Regions from separate parts of the Homo sapiens genome. Here regions 1 and 2 are each linked to region 3. A link is a contact called in ENCODE Hi-C data. All regions are on one chromosome and are shown on one strand. Each heading gives the region's core, a stretch centred on a gene start or an enhancer-like site at or near the end of the contact. The rest is flanking DNA. Distances are from core to core; before and after follow the strand shown.

Evidence for each region. A loop is a pair of places that touch in the nucleus more often than their neighbours do. Pooled maps may share reads with other maps.
Region 1: a loop to region 3 is called in a pooled map, with 4 times the contacts of the local background. The contact joins the promoter of DEPDC7 here to the promoter of IMMP1L in region 3. A Hi-C loop is called at or near these places in 5 of 50 pooled maps.
Region 2: a pooled map shows a loop between it and region 3 (10-fold over the local background). The contact joins the promoter of TCP11L1 here to the promoter of IMMP1L in region 3. A Hi-C loop is called at or near these places in 6 of 50 pooled maps.

What each region holds. Positions count from the first base shown.
Region 1 is chr11:33,014,446-33,018,646 of GRCh38, reverse strand. It overlaps DEPDC7 (DEP domain containing 7), which reads right to left and starts at 2,769. Exons shown (of 9, transcript NM_001077242.2): 1 at 2,619-2,769. The coding sequence starts at 2,691. LOC105376615 (a long non-coding RNA gene) reads left to right here and starts at 2,857. Exons shown (of 4, transcript XR_931167.2): 1 at 2,857-3,370. RefSeq lists silencers at 2,495-2,554, 2,875-2,924.
Region 2 is chr11:33,036,929-33,041,286 of GRCh38, reverse strand. It overlaps TCP11L1 (t-complex 11 like 1), which reads right to left and starts at 1,715. Exons shown (of 10, transcript NM_018393.4): 1 at 1,495-1,715. RefSeq lists enhancers at 895-1,214, 1,695-2,044, 1,765-2,312 and a silencer at 1,315-1,714.
Region 3 is chr11:31,506,501-31,510,965 of GRCh38, reverse strand. IMMP1L (inner mitochondrial membrane peptidase subunit 1) reads left to right here and starts at 1,344. Exons shown (of 6, transcript NM_001304274.2): 1 at 1,344-1,447. It overlaps ELP4 (elongator acetyltransferase complex subunit 4), which reads right to left and starts at 1,199. Exons shown (of 10, transcript NM_019040.5): 1 at 959-1,199. The coding sequence starts at 1,181. RefSeq lists enhancers at 895-1,184, 317-1,206.

The DNA.
Region 1 (4,201 bases), core at 1,520-4,019, 1.5 Mb before region 3:
AGGTATCTTTCTTCCTCTTCCTTCCTCTGAACTCAGAGGACACAGTCCCCAACCTTAGGAGTTTACCTTTTATTTACTCCTACTACCTGGATGATAATGTCAAGTTCTGAATAGTATTCAATCACATAAAGGCCAACAGGAGATGAGAAGACAAGATGTGACACATACCAGAGGATTTAACTTTTCATCAGAAAATAACACATCTATAAATCCTAGACCATTTAGGATTTAAGAGAATTTTAAGAAAGATTTTTTCAAAAGAGGTTTTAAAATATTACTCACACAAAGAATTGTCAAGACAACAAAGAAAAAGGACATTTGTTGGATAGTAACCAAAACCTCATGAAAATATTAATAGATAAATGTAAAGAGAATTGTGTTTATGGTGTTAAAACTTGACAGTTGTGACTGAGTGGAAAAATTTTCTATACTATGATCCCAAGATTACAACACTTTTACTGGATATTGGTTCTGGTAGTCCAAAGTTTATTTTCCTGCTAGTTGGCATTAGAGGCGTCATGCTGAAGACTGCGATTGCCTCTGAAAAGAAGGCTGCAGGTAGGTAAAAGAAGTCTACCAACAAGAAAAATTTACAATATCTACGAGAATTATCAGCAAAAGCAGACATTGGTCTCTGCTTTAATTCACATACATTAATGAGACAGCATATGGGAAGTACTTTGAGCTCCCTGGAAAAGTGATACCAGGCAAACTCAAAGAATTAGGTTACAGTATAAAGGGATAACAGGATAACAGACTACTTTCTTGTTTGTCGTATTAAAAGACAAGTGTTTTTGACATACTGGCTGAAGACTGGCATATAGATCTCATTTCTTGTACATAAATCAGGTCCCTGGTCATTACAGCCCCTTTAAGGTAAGTGAGAGTTACTAATCGGTGGAGAAACAAAAGTACAAAGCTGCCTGCCAGAGCACACAGAAAGAGAATGGCAAAGAACCAATAACCGTGTGCTCCCACTACCTTGCTCACTGGAACTATGACAAGGCAACTAAAGGGTGAAAGAAAGGCTAACAAATGTTACCAGGTCGGGATTCCAGCGGTAGCAAGCAAAACGAGTGAGAACAACAGCGGGCCCCTCTCCGTCCACTGCAGCTAGTGTGCCGAGGACAGTGTTCCTTTGATTCCTGATAACCAGCACTTCAACTCTTCCCTTAGAGAGTTATCTACTTAATTTCTGAATACATACTTCCTTACACCATCTAAGAACCTGTTCACAAATGCCCAAAGCTCCAGAATTGGTATTTCAGCTATTAGAGAAAACAGGGTACCATGTTTTTATTTTAAGCAGGTGACATTTGGGAATTTCCTTCACTGAGTAAGTGGGCCCAAAAGATTTCTCAAGACTGTTTTCAATGTCATTTGGTTTTAAATTCCCAAATGTCTTAGCATTTGTCTTCTCTTCACAACATAAATCAAGGAGACATTCTCAATGTGGCCACTATGTGCTTACCTGAATCCTTTACATGGAAGCAGACTAAGGTCAATATTATGATTTTTCTTAGAAAAGGACAAGTGAAAAATGGTTCTCTACCATAATCTGTCGTTAGCATTTTGAAGATTAAAATGAGCATTAGTGAGTAAGTCAAACACAAGAGTGGGGCCACTGAGAAGCACCCATTTGACCCAGAGGAAGGAATCACAGTTTCACTGGTTGGTGTTTTTACAAATGAAAGGCTTTTGTCAGAAAGGGAACTAATTCCTACGACATCCCAGACTGGAGCTCCAGAAAGGGGAAAAAGTTGTAACTTAACCAAAAGAAAAAAGCCAAGGGTTATCTGAGTATCTTAACAGTTATCTGAGTCACCCCTATTAACTGGGTTGTAGATCTGCTATAACCAGCATTTTAGAAGTGATATCCGATTCTCTTCATGTGTTTGAACATTTAAAGAAACCAGAATCCTAAATCAACTGCCCCCAAAAGACACGATTAGGCCCGTGGCAGAATTTGCCAACTTCCCTCCTAATTTCATGTAACTGTTTTTTTAGCCAAAAACTTCTATTCACTAAAATACTGCTTATACATAAAGTGTTAATAAATACCTTTTATGCCAAATTCCTGCCAGTAGAACTCACATAAACCTCTCATCCCTCCCAGGAAGAGTCTGGGGAGACAAGCTGACTCTTGACTCCTAGCAGTCTGGAGAACAAAGTGGGCAAGGGAGGAGCTCGGCCCCTGGCCATACTGTGTCGTCAAGGTTTGTGGTTGAGACAGGGGGCAAAGAACTACACAAATTCCAGATACCACACTTGTCACCGGTAGCACCGCGGAGCATATCCCGGAGCTCCCCGGCGCGTGCCTGGCACGTTAGCGGGCGCACAGACCAACGCGCGGTCAAGTTGAGAGTCTGGGTAGAAAGAAAAAAGCTGGGCTGTGCGGGCGGGCTCTGCCGCTTGCAGCCCACCAGCCAGAGAGGAACTCGATCCGCCCGCTCGGCGGGGGCGTTGGCCAAGTGGTCGCAGCTGTGCTGTGCTCGCCCAGCCGGCCGTTGACAGGCGCAGGCGGCCGAACGCCCCACGCCGCCCGCCCCGCGCCGGGACCCAGCCCGCGCACCCCAGCCCGCCCCGCGCCATCCCAGGCGGCAGTCCTCGGCACCTACCCGGAGGCCTGTGCGCGGGGCTGTGGAGAGCCGAGAGGTTCAGCGCAGCAGCCTTCTCCTGCACGGTGGCCATGGCCCTTGCTCCCCGGACGCCAACTCCTCCAGCAGCTTCACAGCTCCCTAGCTCCCTGAGCGCCCGTCTGTTAACTGTGCGGGGCGTGGCTCCCTGCAGGCCCCGCCCCCGCTGCCGGTCACGTGTCTCTCTGGCAACCACTGAACGTAGCCCGCGGCGCCAGCGATCCAAGTTTCCTCGGGCGCGATGCCACGCGAGCGGTGGTCGGGGACAAAGCGGTTCCCTGGGCCGGCACTACGCGGCCCGCGGCTCACACCAGCGGGATTCGAACCGCGGCCTGCCGTAGATTAACTCGGGACCAGGCCGGGCGCGGTGGCTCACGCCTGTAATCCCAGCACTTTGGGAGGCCAGGGCAGGTAGAGCACCTGAGGTCAGGAGTTCGAGAGCAGCCTGGCCTACATGGCGAAACCCCTTCTCTACTAAAAATACAAAAATTAGCTGGGCTTGGTGACAGGCGCCTGTAATCCCAGCTACTCGGGAGGCCGAGGCACAAGAATCGCTTGAACTCAGGAGGCGGAGGTTGCAGTGAGCCGAGATCCACCACTGCACTCCAGCCTGGGCGACACAGCGAGACTCCGTCTCAAAAAAAAAAAAAAAAAAAAAAGAAATAGAAAAAGTCGGGAACCTGGCAAGCTGCCTAACTGCTCTGTGCGTCGGTGTCCTCACCTGTGATGCGGGGGTAGGTTTAGTACCTGCTTCACTGAGATGTTTGTTTGTTTTTTAACGAGGTTTATAGGAACCAATTCAGGTTCAGCATTTAGTAACTGCGTCCGGAACGTAAGTGCTTAAAATTATGTCATAGTAGTAGTAGTAATAGTGATAATAACAATAATAATCGAGTTTTTCAGACATCCCTACCTGTGCAGAACAAACAAATCCTATGTGGCCCAGGAGAGCAATGTCTAGAGGTCACAGGAGGGCAGCAACGAAAGACCCTGGGACTGGCTGCCAGGAAATCTGTGCTGCCTCCAAAGGAACTGTGGGTCGGGTGGGTAGGGACAGTTTGCTGCCGGTTGGAGTGAAGGTGAGGAGAGAAAAGGAGGAAGGGCTATTAATGGGACACATCTTAGTTACTTGGAAGTTGAAGCCAGGCCAGGGATCCAATGCTGGATACCTCTGAAAGGATGAGTGGTCTTAGAGACCAATAATCCAATTGCCAGACACTTGCCCTTTTTTTTTTCTTTTTTTTCAAGTTTGGGAATTTTGCAATGATTTTCAAAACGATTATGACGTCTTCTTAGAAGGAGGATGCTTGTGTGATTTAGGTGTAAATTAGAATGGTGTTTAAGTGGGAGTTCATTATTTAGCTTATTGGAAAGAGCTTCTACATGGGATTGTTTCAGAGAATACATACTAAGAAGCTGCCCCTGGGGACTTGGGTTTGTGGGTGGGAGGTGGGGGCCAGTTGCTGCTGCTTAGTGTTAGAAAAAGCTGGCCAGGCACGGTGGCTCACGCCTGTAGTCCCAGCACTTTGGGGGGCCCGAGGCAGGGGGATCTTCGAGGTCAGGAG
Region 2 (4,358 bases), core at 466-2,965, 1.5 Mb before region 3:
ACGCTGCTAATTTTATTATCTTCACATGCTGAGAAGGAGCCCAGGAGGGATGAAGTAATTCATTCTGTGCAGTGAGGAGGAAAGGGAGGATTTCTAGGTCTCTAATGCTCAGCTTAGTAAACTAACCCCATCCTTAAGATTGAGTTCAAGTCCTGTCTCTTCCCAGGACACTTCCCGGACCTCACCAGTGATTGCACCTTTCTCAACTCCTGCAGGGCTGGCTAGTTGACATTTGGCATTTGTCACTGCCTTAAATTCAATTCAAAGCGTGCTTATTTAAATAGAAAGATGCAAATACATAGTCTAGAGGGGGAGGCAGACAGGCTTACAAGGAGCCATAATGAAACTTAAGTGGCATTATGAAATTGCCCAGGGAATATAGCAGAGGAAGAAACTAACTCTGCCTGGGAGGAGATTGAGAAAACCTTCCCAGAAAAGATGACATTTGAACTGATCTTTAAAAGGAGTAGGATTTCACCTAGTTAAAACATGTCTGGAGGGGGAGAGGAGGGGGAGAGGAGGTGAAAAGGAGGGCATTTCACTCAGAGGGCAGAAGCCAAGGCACAAGAAAATGAGAAAAGGAAGTGGCTAGAGATGATGGAAAGATGCGTTGGGGCCAGATGGTAAAAGTGCTAGTTTTTATTTTAAAATTCCCCACCTAGATTTCGAACTTCTTAAGAGCCAGGACCAGTCATATTCCCCACTTATGCTCCATCTGTATATCCCCCAAATAGACACCCACAAGTATCTGTTGATAGAGATGAATCCCTACGTCATCTCTGTGATGTCACTGTATCTGGGAGGCTGGGCGTTGGTTTCAGACATACCTGGGCCCCAATTCTGGCTCTTTACTAGCTGTGTAACTTCAGTGTCCTCCTCTGTAAAACACAGCTACCTACCTGCTCGGTTTGGGGGGAGATGAAACGAGGGATTGTGCACGGCAGGCCTTCTACAAATGGTAACTCTAATTAAAGGGCTCTAGGATGCGGCCACGAACCATTTAATTTGCTTATATCGCGCGCATCCATTCAACCCCCACTGTGTCTAAAAAGAGAGCCGAGGGGAGGAGGATCCTCGCACTTGCCAAGAAGACGGTCATCCGTCGGCGCTGCACGCGGGCCTAGGCTGGACACAAGAGGCTCCCCAGCAGAAAGGGTCTTTCGGCAAAAGAAAAAAGGGGCTCTGTCCCCCGGCGCCGGGAATCCCCTCCTCTGGCACTGAGCTCCACTCGCGCCCGGCGTCCGGATTCCGTTGTAAACAGCTGTTCAGGCCAGCGAGGGAGTGGCAGGGCCGGGAGTAGGGGAGGACGCGGGCGCGCCGAGAGGACAGCCTCGAGGGGTGAGCTCCACCCGCCCGCGGACCCCGCCTCTTCCTCGCCTGCCCCCGACATCCCGGGATGGGATCCGACGGGAAGAGGCGAAGAGATGCCTGCGACTTGGACCGCGCGCCTCCCGGACGGGCCCCGCCAGCCTCCGCCCCAGCTCCCGCTCTCACCTGCCACGGAGTCGGCGTTCTCCCTCCTGCCGCTCCCGCCGCGAATCAGGCGCGGGCTGGCGCCGCGGCGGAAGCCGGAGGGATGCGCGGCAGGCAGGGGCGGTTCAGCCTCTGCCCCTCCGAGGCCGCATCCCTCGCCACGCGGCGGGCGGTCCTCCCAGCCCGACTCGGGTGGGCAGCGGTCAGAGCGGCCGCTTCTCAGCATCAGGAAGGAGGAGACTGCTCTTGGCCGGGAGGCGCCAGCCCAATATAGGGCAGCGCCATGTCTTCGTACGGAAAGGCGGGAGGGTCTTTCCCCTGCTTGCCGAAGGGGTTCAGTAAGCGGTGACTCGCAGCTGGGCGGCGCCGTGTTTCCTCAGGGAGAGGTGGAAAACATGGCCGATGACCGCTCAGGGGGCTCCGTGGCCAGTGGCTCCCAGCCAAGAGTCGCCCGCCGCACGCAGTGAGGCGCCATGTTTTCGTACGGAAACGCGAGAGGCATGGCCGAGTGCCCGCCGATGAGTCTCAGCTGGCGGTGGCTCGAAGCTGGGGATGGCCCGCCCCTAGGCGCCATGTTTCCATACGGAAAGACGGAACGCGCGCCGCATCCCAGCCGCTGGTGCGGGTGACGCGAGGAGAAAGGGAGGCGGAGAAGGCGCGGGTCAGTCAAAAGAAGGAATAAGAAGCCATTGCATCTGAAACCTTCCCCGCCCGTTCTTTGAAATTTAATTTTGCCATCCTGTTTGTAGCTACACAAAGTTTATTCCCCTTCTCTCATTTCCTCAGCTTTAAAAAAAAGTTAGTCCGGGCGCAGCAGCTCACGCCTGTAATCCCAGCACTTTGAGAGGCCGAGGCGGGCGGATCACGAGGTCAAGAGATCGAGACCATCCTGGCCAACATGGTGAAACCTCGTCTTTACTAAAAATACGAAAATTAGCTGGGTGTGGTGGCGCGCGCCTGTAGTCCCAGCTACTCGGGAGGCTGAGGCAGGAGAATCGCTTGAATCTGGGAGGCGGAGGTTGCAGTGAGGCGAGATCGCGCCACTGCACTGCGGCCTGGAGACAGACCGAGACTCTGTCTCAAAAACAAACAAACAAAAAAAAACTACAAAAAAGCAGATGGGGTGACATTGGTGCTTTCAAACACTGCTTCTAAATAGATCACATGTGGGTAGTTATTGCTAACGTATTGAAGGCCGAGTGCAATACCAGACCCTCAAACCATTTACTAACTTGCACATTAAAGTCTTTGCTTTAAAAAAAAAAAAAAAAAGACAAAAACAGAAGTTCTCTGGTGAAGATTCACTTTTTGGAGGAAAAAACACCAAAAACCCTTAAGATACTCAACTAAATGGAACTGTTAAGATCTACAAAGAATGGCTGGGCGCGGTGGCTCACACCTGTAATCCTAGCTCTTTGGGAGGTCGGAGGTGGGTGGATCACAAGGTCAGGAGTTCGAGACCAGCCTGGCCAATATGGTGAAACCTCGTTTCTACTAAAAATACAAAAAAATTAGCCGGGCATGGTGGCATATGCCTGTAATCCCAGCTACTTGGGAGGCTGAGGCAGGAGAATTGCTTGAATCCGGGAAGCAGAGGTTGCAGTGAGCCGGGATCGCACCACTGCACTGCAGCCTGGGTGACAGAGTGAGATTCCGTCTGAAAAAAAAAAAAAAGATCTGCAAAGAAAACATGCAGTTCTTCTGAGTCTAAACTCGTACCATTAAGTCTCTAGTGTTTTTCAGCCCTGACTACAAATACAACTTGGAATCTCAGGGGCAGGGGTTGGAAAAGTATCATCCAAAACTCCGGGGAGGGTGATGCCAGACAAGTTTTAAAAGCTCCCTGGGGAAGCAGGCTAGAACCTTCCTTAAAAGATTAATATGGCTGGGTGCAATGGCTCACGCCTGTAATCCTAGCTCTTTGGGAGGTCGAGGCGGGCGGATCACCTGAGGTCAGGGGTTCAAGACCAGCCTGGCCAACATGGCAAAACCCCGTCTCTACTAAAAATACAAAAATTAGCTGGGCATGGTGGCAGGCGCTTGTAATCCCAGCTACTGGAGAGGCTGAGGCAGGAGAATCCCTTGAACCCAGGAGGCAGAGGTGGCAGTGAGCGGAGATCGCACCCCTGCACTCCAGCCTGGGAGACAGCGAGACTACATCTCAAAAAAAAAAAAAAAGGTTAATATAACCAATTTTCACTTGGTTAGGAGCAAGTGAATGAATATACTCAAGTTCCACCTGGAGAGGATACTGCAACAATACCAAAATCACTGATTTAATTTGGGATATTTCACTTGTAATCTTTTAATGTTTTGTACTGTTTCAATATTCAAAAAATACATATAGACACATTCCATTTTGATCTTTGGCTGCAAGGACTGGAAATTCAAATTACGTTAAGGTAAAGGGAGTTCACTGCAAGGACATAGGACTTGGAGGGAGAAAGGTGGCAGCCACTCTAGAGGTCGGCTACTGCTCCTGTACACACAGGATCCCTCTTGTCACATCTCTGCTTGCTGTAGTCCATTCCACTCTTTATGCTACAGGCTGGTTTCTGTACTTTCTTAATTGACGCGCCTCATAATTTAAATTTACCTATATAGAATTTGATTGGCCAAACTGATTTTTGAACAAAGTTAGTCTCATTAGCCTCCAGGGAAGCTGCCCTTGGATCAGGTGCTCAACCTTGGTCTACTCTGCTAGGATGATGGCAAGACTTACGGTCAACTAGGCATTAGGTGTCTATGTGGGAATGGGTCCCCAAGAAGGCGTCATGGGTGAATGAATGAGAGCACACAGCAAAAGATAATCAACAGTTCTAGTGACTGAGGAGGGTTGCCCAAGGCTTTCAAGGTAGCACTGGACCTGTAGTTTAAAACCTTGA
Region 3 (4,465 bases), core at 95-2,594:
TTATGAAAGTGTACAAGATTTAACAGACACATATCACACACTATGAAAAAAGTTATGTAAACACAGACGGGGTTTTAATGAAACAGCATTCAGAAATTAATCTAGAAGCTTTATTAACACAGCAAATCTGTCCTACCAACTTAATCTGGTCATTCCTTTGAATATAACAGTTATGAAACAAGCATATTCTTCAGCAGGCTTCTCATAAAAAATTCCAGAGATTTTAAAGGAAAGCCTAAGAACTAGACTTTTCTCGTTAAAATGTGAGTTAAATTTAAAGATGTCGTATGGAATGTAGCAGCAATCAATACTGGGAAGCAAAATGTATATAGAAAAAATAAAAAATATATACACAGATTTAACGCAGACACTATCTAAATATCAACGACAGGCTCAAAATACTTTATAAGGATTATGTGTCAACATAAGCCTTTAACATTCGCTCTCTTAAAGCCAAAATGTTTTAAGATTTAGAACCAGAGAACAGGCAGTCTGACGGTCAAAGAGGGGAAATCATTTTTTTCCAGCATCTTCTAATGAAGTCTGTCTCTCACAATTATAAAAACTTTTGCAGGCTGGTCTAAACCGTGAGCTGCCTGGAGAAAGCAGAAGGGAGGTATCCTGAATGAAAGCCAAACCATCTCCATAAATTAATGTCTTCCCTTGACTAGAAAGCATTTCAGGGTAAAAAGCATGTACGAATTCCTCCGTAATATGAAAAGGGGTTGGAGGGCAGGGAATGAAATAGAGAGCGAGGGCACTAAAACATGTTTAGTTAACAGCGCTCAGAAGTCTCCACACAACCCGTATTCCCCTCCATCTCAATCAGACCAGGCTATTCTCTCCTCCTCCGAAGGTTTAGGGGTCAGAAAGAGATGTGGGGTCAAAGTGGCTTCCCCGACAGGTCCCCTCCCTAAGTTTCCCCTCGGCTGAGCCCAGATCTCCGCTCTGAACCGACCTAAGAGCTGGTCTAGGGCTGGGAGCCCGGTTGATACCAGCAGCTGTCCATTCCGCACCGACGGTCGCGTGCCCGCAATGGACACCAGTCGAGGGCCGCTGTCGTTGGTCACGCTGGCTCTAGGACCCCTCCTCTGGAAACTGGTGACGTTGCTCTTGCTGGCTGTCGCCACTGCAGACCCAGTACTCGCGGCAACACTACCGCAGGTTGCCACTGCCGCCATCTTAGAGCCTCCAGTGTTAACCCAATAGGAACTCTGGGAACGCAAACACCCGTCCTATCAGAACCAGTGCCAAACTCCCGCCTCCTCGCCCCAACCGCGGCTCTCGTAACCAATAGGACTGAGACGTCAGTCCCGAGCCAACCAATCGGAAGGCGTATTGCTGAAAAGTGCGCCCTACGAAAGGACGGTCGACTTCGGCGGGGCCCAGGTGAGAAAGGCCCACCTGTGTCCTGGTTGAGGGTCTCCAGGGTTCTTTGGGGCCCGAGGTAGGTAATATCACGTAACGTTCTTCTCCTTTTGAGTGCCTTCATTCACATTGAGTTAAAGAAAAGGTTGGTGAAACAATAAACCCTTAGGGCTTATCAAGCAATTGCTAGCACCTTTCTCCGCTGTGTGTGAGGATAGACTTTTTTCCTGCTCATTTATCTTCTGATTTCTGATAGAAAATTCACTCCGCCTTCCCCACGATGTCTTTTTCTTAATTTTGTGTTATATGGAAAGGATGGGATCTCTTACCTTAATGAGTTGGTTGCTGAGCGTCTGGGCTTAGTTCGTTAGTGCCTAGTGGTAGGTGGTTTGGAATTAAACCTTAGAGCGAAAACTCTTGAACTTTGAGGCTATCTGGTTTTCCTGTGTCTGACAAACTATAGCTCTCTGACAAGTTCCGATAAGAAGCTTTTGTTAATTTTAATTAGTGTTTCTGGAAGTCTTGGATGTCTTTCCTAAGCGGTGTAAATGACAAGTGTTACTCTGACAACCTTGTTCACACATTTAATTGTCGTTTGCTGTTAAAGCAGCTGCAAATAACAGAAAATACTTAGGGTTTCTTTCCCCCAAAAAACTGCTAGGAAGAATTAGAAGTATACCTACTTTATTTTATGAACCCTGAATCGAGAGTTTATTACTAAAATACCAATTTTATGTGTGGAAAAAACATGTATTTTGAGTTGTATTTTTGTATTTAATTTTTTTTTCAAAACTGAGCAGGGACAGTGGGTAACTGATGTTTAAAGGCAATCATGATTGACAAATGTCTAAATTGAAAAGGACTCCCAAATCATTACCGCACTACTGAGTTATTGACTTTGACAGTGATCTGTGATACCTTTTAATTAGAGCCAAACCTCATTGAAATTCTTGCCATCGAATTGTTTTAAATCTCACTGACCTGTTGAAATTTTTGGGCTGATTCTGTTTGATAAATTGAAATTAGTATTGCTAAATAGTGACTGGAGTTTTTCATTTGGGGAGGATTTTTGTTTGTTTGCTTGTTTTTTAGAATCATGTTTAGGAAAAAACCCTGTTTCACAATATATCAACTGGAAAGCTTTGATCAAGGTTGCTTTCATATTGAATCTTTAAGTTACTCAATAAATAGCTGTTGAGTGATTACTGTCTGTTTGGACTTAATCTTGTCATTTTAGACCTATGGTAATAAAAATGGTCTCACCTGGAGGAGATAAAATTAACACATAGAAAACAACATAGTACTTAAAATGAACACATTAAATAGCATGTGCTAATTTTATCCTGTAGTAAATAAGCACTAGGAAGACCAAAAGAAAAAGTGACAAAGCAGTCCAATATCAGATAGAAACGTCTTGAATTTTTTTTTTCTTCAACTTTTGTTTTAGGTTCTGGGCTTCATGTGCAGGTTTGTTACATAGGTAAACGTGTGCTGTGGTGGTTTGCTGCACAGATCAACCCACCACCTCGGTATTAAGCCCAGCATCCATTAGCTATTCTTCCTGATGCTCTCTGTCCCCCCACCCCTACAAATATTTTTGATGCTGTGAACTTTTTGAAATGCTACATATAATTATTATTTTTTGACAGATGGCATTGTTTTGTGTACCTCATGATGCTATGAAGTGTATGTACATTCCGGAATCGTTAAATCTAGCTAATTAGCAATGCATTACCTCACATAGTTATCATTTTTGTGGTAAGAGTACATAACATCTACACTGTTTACATTTTTTTAAAGAATACAATATATGATTATTAACTATAGTCAGCTTGCTATAAATTCATGTTATATAATAGATTTCTTGAAATTTATTCCTCCTATCTAACTGATATTATGTATCTTTGACCAAATTCTCCCCATCCCCCCTGCCAACCATCCTGGCCTCTGGTAAACACCATTGTACTCTCTGTGCGATGAACTATTAGATTCCACCTATGAGTAAGATCATGTGATATTTGTCTTTCTGTGTCTGACTTATTTCACTTAACATAATGGTATAATTCGTTTTTATAGGCTTCTGTATTACATATTCCCTTGTTTCCTACTGTATTTACTTAACCCTTTAGATTTCCCAAGATGATGATAGTGGTGCTTTGTTTGCCTCATTACTAGAACTGAAGAATTATTTTCCAACTTTGACTTGGACTATAATTCTGGAAAGATGATCTATATACACACCAGAGTATTCATGAAATTAGGATATATATCTGGTATAACACTATCGTAGGATAAATATGCTTTTGTTTTTTTTTTCTGAGACGGAGTCTAGGTGTGTTCCCCGGGCTGGAGTGCAGTGGCGCGATCTCGGCTCACTGCAAGCTGTGCCTTCCTGGGTTCACACCATTCTCCTGCCTCAGCCTCCCGAGTAGCTGGGACTACAGGCGCCCGTCACCACGCCCTGCTGATTTTTTGTATTTTTAGTAGAGATGGGGTTTCACCGTGTTAGCCAGGATGGTCTCAGTCTCCTGACCTCGTGATCCGCCCACCTCGGCCTCCCAAAGTGCTGGAATTACAGGTGTGAGCCAGCGCGTCAGCCAAATATGGGTTTTTTGTTTGTTTGTTTTTTGTTTTCTTTTTAGACGGAGTCTCGCTCTGTTGCCAGGCTGGAGTGCAGTGGCATGATCTCGGCTTACTGCAACCTCCGCCTCCTGGGTTCAAATGATCCTCCTGCCTCAGCCTCCTGAGTAGTTGGGACTACAGGCATGCACCACCATGCCCAGCTAATTTATGTATTTTGAGTAGAGACAGGCTTTCACCATGTTGGCCAGGATGGTCTCAATCTCTTGACCTTGTGATCCACCCGCCTCGGCTTCCCAAAGTGTTGAGATTACAGGTGTGAGCCACCGCGCCCAGCCGCCTTTTTTTTTTTTTTTTTTAACAAAGATAAAATCTTTGCTCCCAAATAATTTCAAATTCTTGAACTTACCAGCAAGTAGCAGAGTTGAATATAAAACACGAGAATAAATAAAGTATTCATGGAAAGGAAGAGTTAAAAGTTATATGTTGGCTGGGCACAGTGACTCATGCGTGTAAT